Linked DNA regions of Homo sapiens: region 1 is linked to region 2. A link is an interaction called in ENCODE POLR2A ChIA-PET data of the cell type or tissue named here. Cell type or tissue: CD4-positive, alpha-beta T cell. All regions are shown on one strand. Links, peaks and the distances in the headings refer to the core of each region. The heading gives the core; the rest is flanking DNA. Region 1 overlaps LINC01980 (long intergenic non-protein coding RNA 1980). Region 2 holds the start of CMC1 (C-X9-C motif containing 1).

The links. Peaks named below come from ENCODE experiments on the same cell type or tissue, not always from the same donor. Only the 100,000 strongest peaks of a DNase experiment are listed, where the experiment ranks them.
Region 1: POLR2A ChIA-PET joins it to region 2 with 9 read pairs; 1 of 35 experiments calls an interaction of 5 or more read pairs at or near these places.

The regions. Positions count from the first base shown.
Region 1 is chr3:27,858,253-27,863,636 of GRCh38, reverse strand. LINC01980 (long intergenic non-protein coding RNA 1980) reads right to left here. Exons shown (of 5, transcript NR_146630.1): 5 at 3,312-3,550. Among named protein-coding and RNA genes, the nearest start is that of LINC01981, 27 kb to the right of the region's middle. In CD4-positive, alpha-beta T cell, for the core only: no CTCF peak of the experiment used is centred there; a DNase peak (open chromatin) is centred at 2,426; H3K27ac peaks cover 1,786 bases.
Region 2 is chr3:28,240,877-28,246,260 of GRCh38, reverse strand. It overlaps CMC1 (C-X9-C motif containing 1), which reads right to left and starts at 4,642. Exons shown (of 4, transcript NM_182523.2): 1 at 4,449-4,642. The coding sequence starts at 4,467. RefSeq lists a silencer at 4,350-4,429. In CD4-positive, alpha-beta T cell, for the core only: no CTCF peak of the experiment used is centred there; DNase peaks (open chromatin) are centred at 2,390 and 4,740; H3K4me3 peaks cover 1,799 bases; H3K27ac peaks cover 686 bases.

The DNA.
Region 1 (5,384 bases), core at 283-5,282, 380 kb after region 2:
ATACTATTCAGCCTTAAAAAAGAAGGAATCCTTGTCATTTGCAACAATATAGATGAATGTGGAGAACATTTTGTTAAGTGAAATAAACCAGAGAAAGACAAATACTGCGTGACCGCACTTTATGTAAAATCTAAAAACGTGAAACTCACAGGGAGTAGCATGCTGATTGCCAGGAACTGCGGAGAGGTAAGACGAATGGGTAGATATTGTTTAAAGGATACAAGATGTCAGTCAGATAGGATGAATAACTTCTGGAGATCTATTGTACAGCATGATGACTGTAATTATTAATAATGTATTGTATACTTGGAAATTGCTAAGAGATTAGATCTTAATCTCTCAACACAAAAAAATTCTAAGTGTGTGAGGTAATGGGCAAGTTAATTTGATTGATTAAATCATTTCACAGTGTATACATATATCAAACATCACATGTACATTGTAAATATCTAAATTTTTTGTCAATAACACCTTAGTAAAGCTCAGGGAAATAATAAAACTCACCATCAATAATGCCTGGAATACTGTACATTTACTGACATTTTGTTTAATAATGAGCAACACCTAGGTTTAGCTCGAGTCCGAGGAATATAAGTGTCTTAACAGAATTTCAGCAATACAAGAAGCCCCTCATTATGACATCTGGTTTTGTCTGGTCCCATAGGCCCCCATGCCTTCCCTACTAGAGGGTTTCCATATCTTCTGCACCCATTATAACAAGGTTACATATAATATCCCACCATCTAATATCCCACTGCCTGCACTAATATGGAATTCCTGACAGAAACACTAGATCTACTTTTCTGCATCACTTGGGTGCTTCTTTCCAAATAGCTCCTGCTAGCTCAGTATAAATAATGTCATGGCATTCTTCCTTTCTCTGGACGACATTCATTAGAATCACAGAATCATGCAATATTTGAGCCAGAGACTTCTATGAGACAATCTTATGTGACAACAATCTCCTTGAATGCCCTTGCGTGGTCAGCTCTGGGCAGAGGCATCAGAGGACAGAGCAGGCCTGGGTTCAGTGTGAGGTGAGATAACAAATGTGATGATTACTTTGTCAAGTTCAATGAATCCGTGGCCTTATCCCAGCTGTGGGATGCCGAAACCATAATGATTGAAGAGCCCAAGCTTGATAGCCAGGCAGACCTGATTTTAATTCTTGACCATGTCCCCGTGAACCTGGGCAAGTGATACCTCTGTATACCTCATATTCATCATCCGTAAAATGGGAACAATAATGTCTACCTCATATAGTAAGACACAAAGCAAAGCCCCTGAAGCAATTGAGGCAGTCAATATGTAGCAGCTTAAAAATAGCAGAGCTCTCAGGTTTTCTGGCTCTGCGGACATTGAACTCCAAGATCAAGAATACTTTTGCTCTTAGTCTACCAAGTCACTACACCAATATACATAACCTGCTCTGAGAGACAAGTTTTAGTTTAGGGTTCACCTTTAATTTACTGGGTATATCTATGCAAGTTGCTTGATTTTTTGAGAACGGTCATTTAGTAATGGCCCTTCTATTTGATTTTTTGTTTCCTAAGATATTTATAATATAAATAAGATTTGTTTAAAAAGTAAAATGCATTCATAGTCCATCTAACTAGTACCAGGATAATTTTTCTAGATATGTTCATCTGTCATCTCTTTATTTTGCCTTCCTTTCTGAGTTTGATCTCAGTCCTAGCCAGGCATGGTGGTGTACACCAGTAGTCCCAGCTACTCTGGAGGCTGGGGCAAGAGGATGACTTGAGCCCAAGAAGTCAAGGCTGCAGTGAGCTATGATCTCACCACTGCACTCTATGCTAGGTGACAGAGTGAGATCCCGTCTCTAAAAGACAGCAACAATAACAACAAAATGATCTCAGTCTTTTTAATTCATTTAGAGCAATGGTTCTCAATCAGAGCAATTTTGCCACAGGGAAGGTTACAGATATTTGGCAACATCTGTAGATACTTTTGATTGTCACAGCTGAGGAAAGCAGTGTCACTGGTCTCTGGTGAGTAGAGGCCAGAAAGCTGCTAACCAATATTTAAGGAACCTGGACGTCCACAACAAAGAACTACCTGGCCGCAAAAGTCAATAGTGCGGAGGCTGAGAAACCCTGATTTAGAGTGAGGCCCTTCAACTTGTAAGAATCGAGCTCAGCAGCCTCACTTCTAAGACAAGCACCTCCCATTAAACTTTGATTCCCTCCCTCCTCCCTAGCTCTGACAAACAGCTGTTTCAAAACAGTAACACACAAAGTGTATCTTAAACATATGGAAAGTCAAGAAATTCAGAGTTAAGGTTTAAAAATTCGAGGCTGGCACCCTGATGTTAAAAAAAGACAAAGCCTAAAGGTGTCAGGGTGTGAGCTGAAGACAAAGTGTAAGCTTTCAACTCCAACCCTGCTACTTTTGGCTTCTGTGGGCTTAGGTCAGACTCTCTCTGCTATCCTGGGGTGGTTGTTCTGTGGTTTCCTTTTGAGTTCTATAGAACTTGAAGACACAAACATTGGCAATACACAAGGCAGGCCTCAAGAGATGGAGGCATGAGCCATTTAAGGTTTAAAATCTAATTTTTAAATTAATATTTCTTTAATAAAACCACTAAGATGTGGCACTTTATGTTCCAGATTTTCACAACTGTTGTTTCTATCACTTATCTGTTTAAAAAATCAATTAACGTGTTAATTTTTTGAGGTTATAACTGTAAAAGATAAAATGGCACAGCCAAAAAGCATAGTAGTGAGAAACAGGAGAAAAGTGGATTTCAGCCTTACCTCTACTGTTCACATTTTGAACAAGTTCCATAACTTCTCTGAATCTCCCCTCCCCCTTCTATAAAATTGGGGAAAATAATCTCTACCTCATGGATGGACATTGTATATAAAATACCAATTAGAATTCTAGAACATAAAGGCCCTCAATAAATAATAATTCTTTATTAAAAATCAAGGTCTCTCTTTAGTAATGGAATCAAACTATACAAATATGAAAAGGTAAACTAAAAAATTCAAAATCATGAATGGCATGGCAGCCTGCCCTGAGAGTGGAGAAGGTTACAGAGTGGTCGCCCATGATTACTTAGCCCAGAACCAATAACTACCAGCTACATATATTCATGTGAAGACGGAGAGGAGGACCAGGATACCAAAGGTAGAAAAGCCAAGGGCACAGGGAGAGGTCATCAAGTTGTTATAATTAGCTGGACTATAGCATATTTACAAGAGTATGGTCAGAGGTGAAGCTGGAAAAGTAATCTGTGCTAGTCAGGTATCAACACAATTATGATGTATAGTAAGCACCACAAAACTTAATGATATACATTAACAAGCCTTTATTCTCATACTCATAAATCTGCAGGTCAGCTGAGGTTCAGTTAACGTAGATTGAGTGTGGCTGGGTAGCTCTGATTCTCCTATGTATTAGGTGACTTGAATCCAGGCTGTGGATTGACCTCAGGTCTTCCTTGTGTGTGTTAATTTTGGAGCCATGGCTAAAGGGATAGCAGGAATCCAGGGCATGTTCTTCTCATGATGGATCTGGAGCATAAGAGCTGAGCCAAATCATAAAAAAACACAGGTAAGACCTTTGCTCTTGCAACATCTACTCATATTTCATTGCCAAAGCAAGTCACATGGGGTGAGGAAACAAACCCAGCAGGAGGGCACAGCAAAGTTACCAGACAAAGGTATGAATGTACAATCCTATCACAGGGGAGTGAAGAATTATGACCAAAATTATAATCTATTGCAATGTCATGTAAGGGCAGATCTTAAATATAGAAATAATGTGCGGTAGGGCACAGTGTCTCACACCTGTAACCCCAGCACTTTAAGAGGTTGAGGCGGGAGGATTGCTTGAGCCCCAGAGTTCCAGACCATCCTGGGCAACATAGCAAGACCCTCGTCTCTACAAAAAAAATTTAAAAAATTGTACCAGGTTTGGTAGTGCACACCTGGAGTCTCAGCTACTCAGGAGGCTAAGGTGGGAGGATCACTTGAGCTTTGGAGGTCGATGCAGTGAGTCATGATTGCCCCCCCTGCACTCCAACACAGTTGACAGAGTAAGACCCTGTCTCCAAAAATAAAATGAAATTAAATAAAATAGTTGCAATAGACAATCCTTAAAAAGAAATGATGTGCTCAGAGCTACAAAGGCAATTAGAAAAGATTTTCTGTTGCTAGGAGGAAAGTCATGAGGAGCTGCATTTCAGAGGAGGTATTAGAAAAGGAGATAAAGGGTTGAGATCATGGAATTTAAATAATTTAACTATTTACTGGCTGGTGGGCAAAGATAGTGCCAAAAAAAAGGAGCCATCACAAATAAATTTGGAATTTGAGAGTTTGGGTCTTATAGTCTGAGAGAACAGTAAAGTTACCCATAATAATAATGCATATATTTTATTGAGCACATATTGTTTGCCAGATAATGTATTAAGTATTTGGTAGGCAATTTTTTAATCTTCGCAATAAACCAGTGAGATAAGTATAGTCCTTATCTTTATTTTTGAGATGTGGTAACAGGCTAAGTAACTTACCCAAGATCACAGAGCTAAAAAGTGGTAGACTCATGATTGATAGGCCACTGATGGGCTCTGGAGTCCACACTGTCTTGCCATTTATTTATTTCCTTATTTCCTACCCTGCTCTATGGTTGAAATGTTCATATTATTTTATTAACTTCTAGTTTAAGCTCAGGGGTACATGTGCAGGATGTGCAGGTTTGTTATATAGGTAAACATGTGCCATGGTGGTTTCCTGGACAGATCATACCATCACCTAGGTATTAAGCCCAGCATCCCTTAGCTATTATTCCTGATGCTCTTCCTCCCCACAACCCTGCTCTGACAGGCCCAAGTGTGTGTTGTTCCCCAACTATGTGGCCATGTGTTCTAATCATTCAGCTCCCACTTATAAATGAGAACATGTGATGTTTGGTTTTCTGTTCCTGCATTAGTTTGCTGAGGATAATGGCTTCCAACTCTATCCATGTCCCTGCAAAAGACATGATCTCATTCCTTTATATGGCTGCATAGTATTCCATTGGAGATATATACATACATATATATATATGTATGTATATATCTCACAATTTCTTTATCCAGTCTATCATTGATGGGCATTTAAGTTGATTCTATGTCTTTACCATTGTGAATAGTGCTGCAATGAGCATACACATGCATGGATCTTTATAACAGAATGATTTATATTTCTTTGGGTATATACCCAGTAATGGGATTGCTGGGTCAAATAGTATTTCTGCCTCTAGGTCTCTGAGGAATCACCACACTGTCTTCCACAGTGGTTGAACTGATTTACACTCCCACCAACAGTGTAAAAGCATTCCTTTCTCTGCAACCTTGCAAGCATCTATTGTTTTTTGACATT
Region 2 (5,384 bases), core at 310-5,309:
TAATGTATTTTCTATGGCAAATATGCTTTTAATTTATAAATATACAAAATGTAGATGTTAGGTCTTTTTTTTTTTGTTCTGAGCCACCAACGTAATTTATGTCTAAGAAGATACTCTAGAGATATGGCGGCAATAATAAAATCAAAATTTTTCTTATAGGCCAGGCAGGGTGGCTTATGCCTATAATCCCAGCACTTTGGGAGGCCGAGGTGGGCAGATTACTTGAGCCCAGGAGTTCAAGTGCTCCTGAGCAAGGAGTTCAAGTGCAGCCTAAGCGACATGGTGAAACCCCATCACTAAAAAAAATAAAAAATTTTTCTAATCAACTCCACAACCTTTTACATATTAAACATACAATGCTCAAAAAAGATTCTTCAAGTTTGTTTACATGTCTAACTTAAAATTTTCTAGTAAATGTAAGGGCTAGTACTGTTCCTGTACCCCTAAAGGTAATTTACCTACATTCCCACAGGAACCACTGAAAGAACCCCAACTTGGAGTACTGCAACCCAAATGTTCCAAGAACATCCATAATTAAATCTTCCCAAGACACATATACCTTAAACACCTTCTCATGGAATGTCATGAAATTCTTGAACCCACTTTCCACCCCCTAAGCCCTATCTCTGTCCCATCTTCCTCCTTTTATTAAGTTCCCGGAAAAAAACAGCAATAGAAGGACACAGGGACACACACACACCTGATTAAGGAAACTTCCCTTAGGCTGCCATGCCCCATTCTGCATAAGTAGAGAATGAATCTATGTTGACAGAGGGAAGAGAACCTAACTAAAAAGGGGAAAGGTCAAAGAAGGGAGAAAGGAATTACTTTAGTTGATAGAGAAAGTGAAAAATCAAATTTATCAGGTGCAGGTTCCTATGGGCCATCATCTGAGAATATAATCATGTCTGAAAATTTGTCCGGAACATGGCAATAAGCAAAGATTGCTGTTATTACTGCTACATTAACAAAAAAAAGGAAAATAATGTAAATAAAACTATGTATAAGCATGTAACCTGCATTTTTTCGCTGGGTTCACAGTTTCTTGAGGAAAACAGAGACCCTACAAAGTTAATTAAAAGTTGCTGCCAAATGAAAATCAAGCTTCTATAAAGATCACAGAAAATACAAAATAAACCAATAGGAAAACAGATTTTGCTAAATGAACCTCAATTGGTGTATCTATTATTCACTTACTCAATATGGGCAAATACCATCGTGGGCTGTACAAAGCAGTAAAACATCAAAATGTGAAACTAAGCTTCAACGTATGAACCAAATAAACACGAAATTAAAAAAAAAAAAAAACTGGCTTCCATACATTTTATTCTGGAATTTAAACAGACAAAACAATTTAGGGAAAAAAAAAAAAACCTTCCTACTTGCTGACTCCACTTTTTTACTCTCCATTGCTTCCATTCCTTCCTTTGATGAAGTTTCCAATAATCACATTGTTAGATTTGACCATGACCTTCCACCCAGCTGCTGACGTACAAAAACTGGAATTATCCCTATTTCCTCTTTTTTTTTTTTTTGAGACGAAGTCTCACTCTGTGGCCCAAGCTGGAGTGCAGTGGCGCAACCTCGGCTCACTGCAACCGCTGCCTTCCAGGCTCAAATTCTCATTCCTCAGCCTCCTGAGTAGCTGGGACTACAGGCGTGTGCCACCATGCCTGGCTAAATTTTTTGTATTTTAGTAGAGATGGATTTTCACCATGTTGCCCAGGGTGGTCTCAAACTCCTGAGCTCATGCGATCTGCCTGCCTCGGCCTCCCAAAGCACTGGGATTAAGGGCATGAGCCACGGTGCCCACTGTTTCCTCCCTTTCTCTCACCATCCTTATTCAATGCAACCACAGGTCCTGTCAATTTCTCCTCATGACGCTGTATATTTCTTTCCATCTGTCTATTACCATCTTGGGCTAAGATACAAACATATTTGGCCTGGACTACTGCTCCTATCCCTTAACCTGTCTCCCTTCTTCCACTTATGACCTGACCCCTCTACAATGCATGCTACCACTGTAGCGAGGATAATAAACACATAAATTATGTTACTGCCCTCTTTAAAAGATTCTAAAGGCATTTGATGCCATTAGAAAAAATCCAAATGCTTTATTATCACAGCCAGCCTTTGAGGACTTGCAGCCTCTGCAATATCTAGGCATTTAGTGACTACCTACTTTCCCAATATCTTTCCTTATGGATCCCCTCCACACTCTGACCCACGTTCAAGTTAAATATTTTAAGTATTTGCTACCTGATGGCCAAGCACACTCTGCCTAGCTTCCTCTCATCCCTCAGATTCCAATTCAAATGACACTTCCTCATAAAGCTCTTCACTGACTAATCTCTTCACCATCTACCACATGACATTATTTTCTTCATGTTTATCACAATCTGTAAAAATGTGTGTGTGTATGTGTGTGTGCCCACGCACGTGTCTGTGTAGGGGGAAAAGGGGGTGTTAATTGTTTTTTCTACCACTAGATAAGCTTTATTGGGAGCAGGAATTTTGTTTGTCCTATGTACTACTGTTCCCTAGGGTCCAGAACAATATGGGACATATACCAGACACTCAACAAGTCTTTGTTTAATCAATACTCAAAAGGTGGCATGGTCTACAGCACTGGACTGGAAATGAAATTACCTAGGTTCTAACCAGACTTGACTCTACCAGCAACTAGCTGTGTGGCCTTGGGTACAACACAAGATTGGAGTGGCTTATGAGTAACTGGAAGGTAAGCAAGTGAAGAGAGCAAGTATGAAGACTTTTTTCCCAAATTTCCTTGTCTAAATTCAAAAAGTGTAGATATATGGAAATCTTTAACCTCTCTCATTCTCAGTCTCCTCATCCGTATGAGATTACTTTAAAGGTCACTTCAAGTTCAGAAGTACCATAATTAGGCTGGGTGCGGTGGCTCACACCTGTAATCCCAGCACTTTGGGAGGCCAAGTCAGGCAGATCACTTGAGGTCAGGAGTTCCAGACCAGCATGGCGAACACGGCGAAACCTCATCTCTACTAAAAATACAAAAATTAGCCGGCCGTGGTGGCGGGCGCCCGTAATCCCAGCTACTCAGGAGGCTGCGGTGGGAGAATTGCTTGAACCCAGTAGGCGGAGGCTACAGTGAGCCGAGATAGCGCCACTGCACTCCAGCCTGGGCGACAGTGAGACTCCGTTTCAGTAAAATAAAAAAAAAAGATACCATAAATTATATGGGCCTAAACTTGAACCTTCCTTACTCACCCCTCACTTATACTCTACCCCTTCTACCCTCAAGAACCAAATCATGGTAGTCATCCTGAAACCAAGCATCGCACAGTGCACCTTACTATCTAAACCTTTGCTCATAGGGCTGCCTCTTCTCCAGCTCCAACCACTGGAAATTCCATCCCTCAAAGCCCAGATCAACTGCTAACTGCTTCATAACCACCTAGTCCAAAATGAATATGATCATTATGTTCCAGAACTCCTCTATGCTTCAAATTAGAGTACTCCCTGATCTACCACTACCTGCTGGACTAGTCACTTAACTTCTCTTCGCCTCAGTTTCCTAATCTGTAAAATGGAGCTAAAAGGACCTACCATACCACATATTATTGTTGGATAATAGAGAACACTTAGCATGGTAATAACATGTTCAATTAAAACATTATTTCTGTGCTACATATATTTTCCATGCTCCTTGAAGGCTCCGAAAGAGCATTTTCCATTTCTGAATCTCCCAAGTTTGACGCCATTTACCTCTCAATGTTTTGACTTTTTGTATCCATAAAATGAAAGAAATGGACTAGACCAACTACCATTCCCTCCAAAAATGTTATCTATTCCCTTGCAAAAATAGCCTAACGCAAAGATACTGCAGGTGACCTTCCACAAGGACGGGAATTCGAGGGTAAGTTAACTATTGCTGCAAACGGAAGTGGCTGGAAGCAAAGAGATTAAAACAACATTCAAGATTTTGAAGATCCTTTCCAAAGAAACTGACTCCTGCCATAGTGATGGATCCTTTGAAATATGTTTTTAAGTTGGGTTACAAGGATGAACTCGGGGTCCATGAACTCCCAAACAGAAATGTAAAACTGTGCGCCAGAACAAATATACAAATTTTTCTGGGGCCAGAGTGTCTGCAGCATACATTAAATGCATCTGTGACCTTAAGGGGCGAAAAGAGGGTGACAATGAAGAGACTAGTCGCGTTAAGTTGGAAACCACAATGGATGATACTTTAGACAACAAACGCAACCTCAGATAACCATAATCCCCAACAAGTGAGAAGATGACCTCAGACCGGGCGAAGCAGCCGCCGGGTATGAGGAGACGCTGGTGGAAGCAATGCTACCCAGAGCTCTGCACCTTTCCCAGGTCGGCATCCAGCCCGCATGGCCCGCGGCGTGAGACCCGGGGCGAGGCCCCTCGGCAAACCCCGCTTCCCGCCCCGGTACCTGCGGGGTCGAGCGCCATCTCGGCGGGCCGAGAAGAACGTAGCCGCTTGGCGGCTCCGGGGCACGCAGGAAGGGGAGTGGAGGGGAGGGGCTTGGGCTCGGACGCACGTGCGACCCCCGGGAGCTTCCCGCAACAGAAACACGGGCCCTTTGCAAAGCACCGCCAGGACCCGTTCCCTCTTCCTTCCCAGGCTCCTACTTCCGCCGCCCGTTGCGCCTGCGCCTTTCTGGCCCCGCCCCAATCCTGTAACTAGAGTGGAACTGACTTCGCAGGGGGAATGACCAGGAAAGGGGGCGTGTCTGCGTGCCTTTGGGGCGGGACCGTGCAGGACGCGCGCAGCCTCGCTTCAGGAGGCTTGTGCACCAGTTGCAGACCCGGGTCGGCCGTGACTGGAGGCGGACCTGCAGGACTTTGGGACTGTGCCTCACTCGGTGACTGGGCCAAAGTCCGAGCCCCGTCCCCCATACCCGCCTTCGGAGAACCAAATGAATCATCCAGTTCCTTTTTTTTTCTTCGTTAACGTTCATTCATTCATAAATGTCTATTTCATGCCTGCCAAGTTCCAGCCACGGTTCTGAATACGAGGGGAAAATAACAATAAAAATAACGTCCCTGTTCTCAAGGAGCAGTGTGGCAGAGGAGACAAATAAAAGCAACACGCTGTTAAATGTGATAAACGCCACACGCACTAGTTGTTCACAGCTTGTTCTACCATAAAGGTGATATGGTGTGTGCAATATCGTTATTTCTCCTTCAAATCAAAGACTGTGGCTCTCCTAGACGTTAAAATATGGGCTCTAGAAGTACCTCTATGTTGTGAAATAATATCCTCAGGACGTACAGTATGATTTGGGTGATGTTACAAATCCTGCCTCTATCAGTAAAAGCTGTATGTTTTGTGAGAGTAAAATGAAGGAAGGTAATAGCCGTCCCGC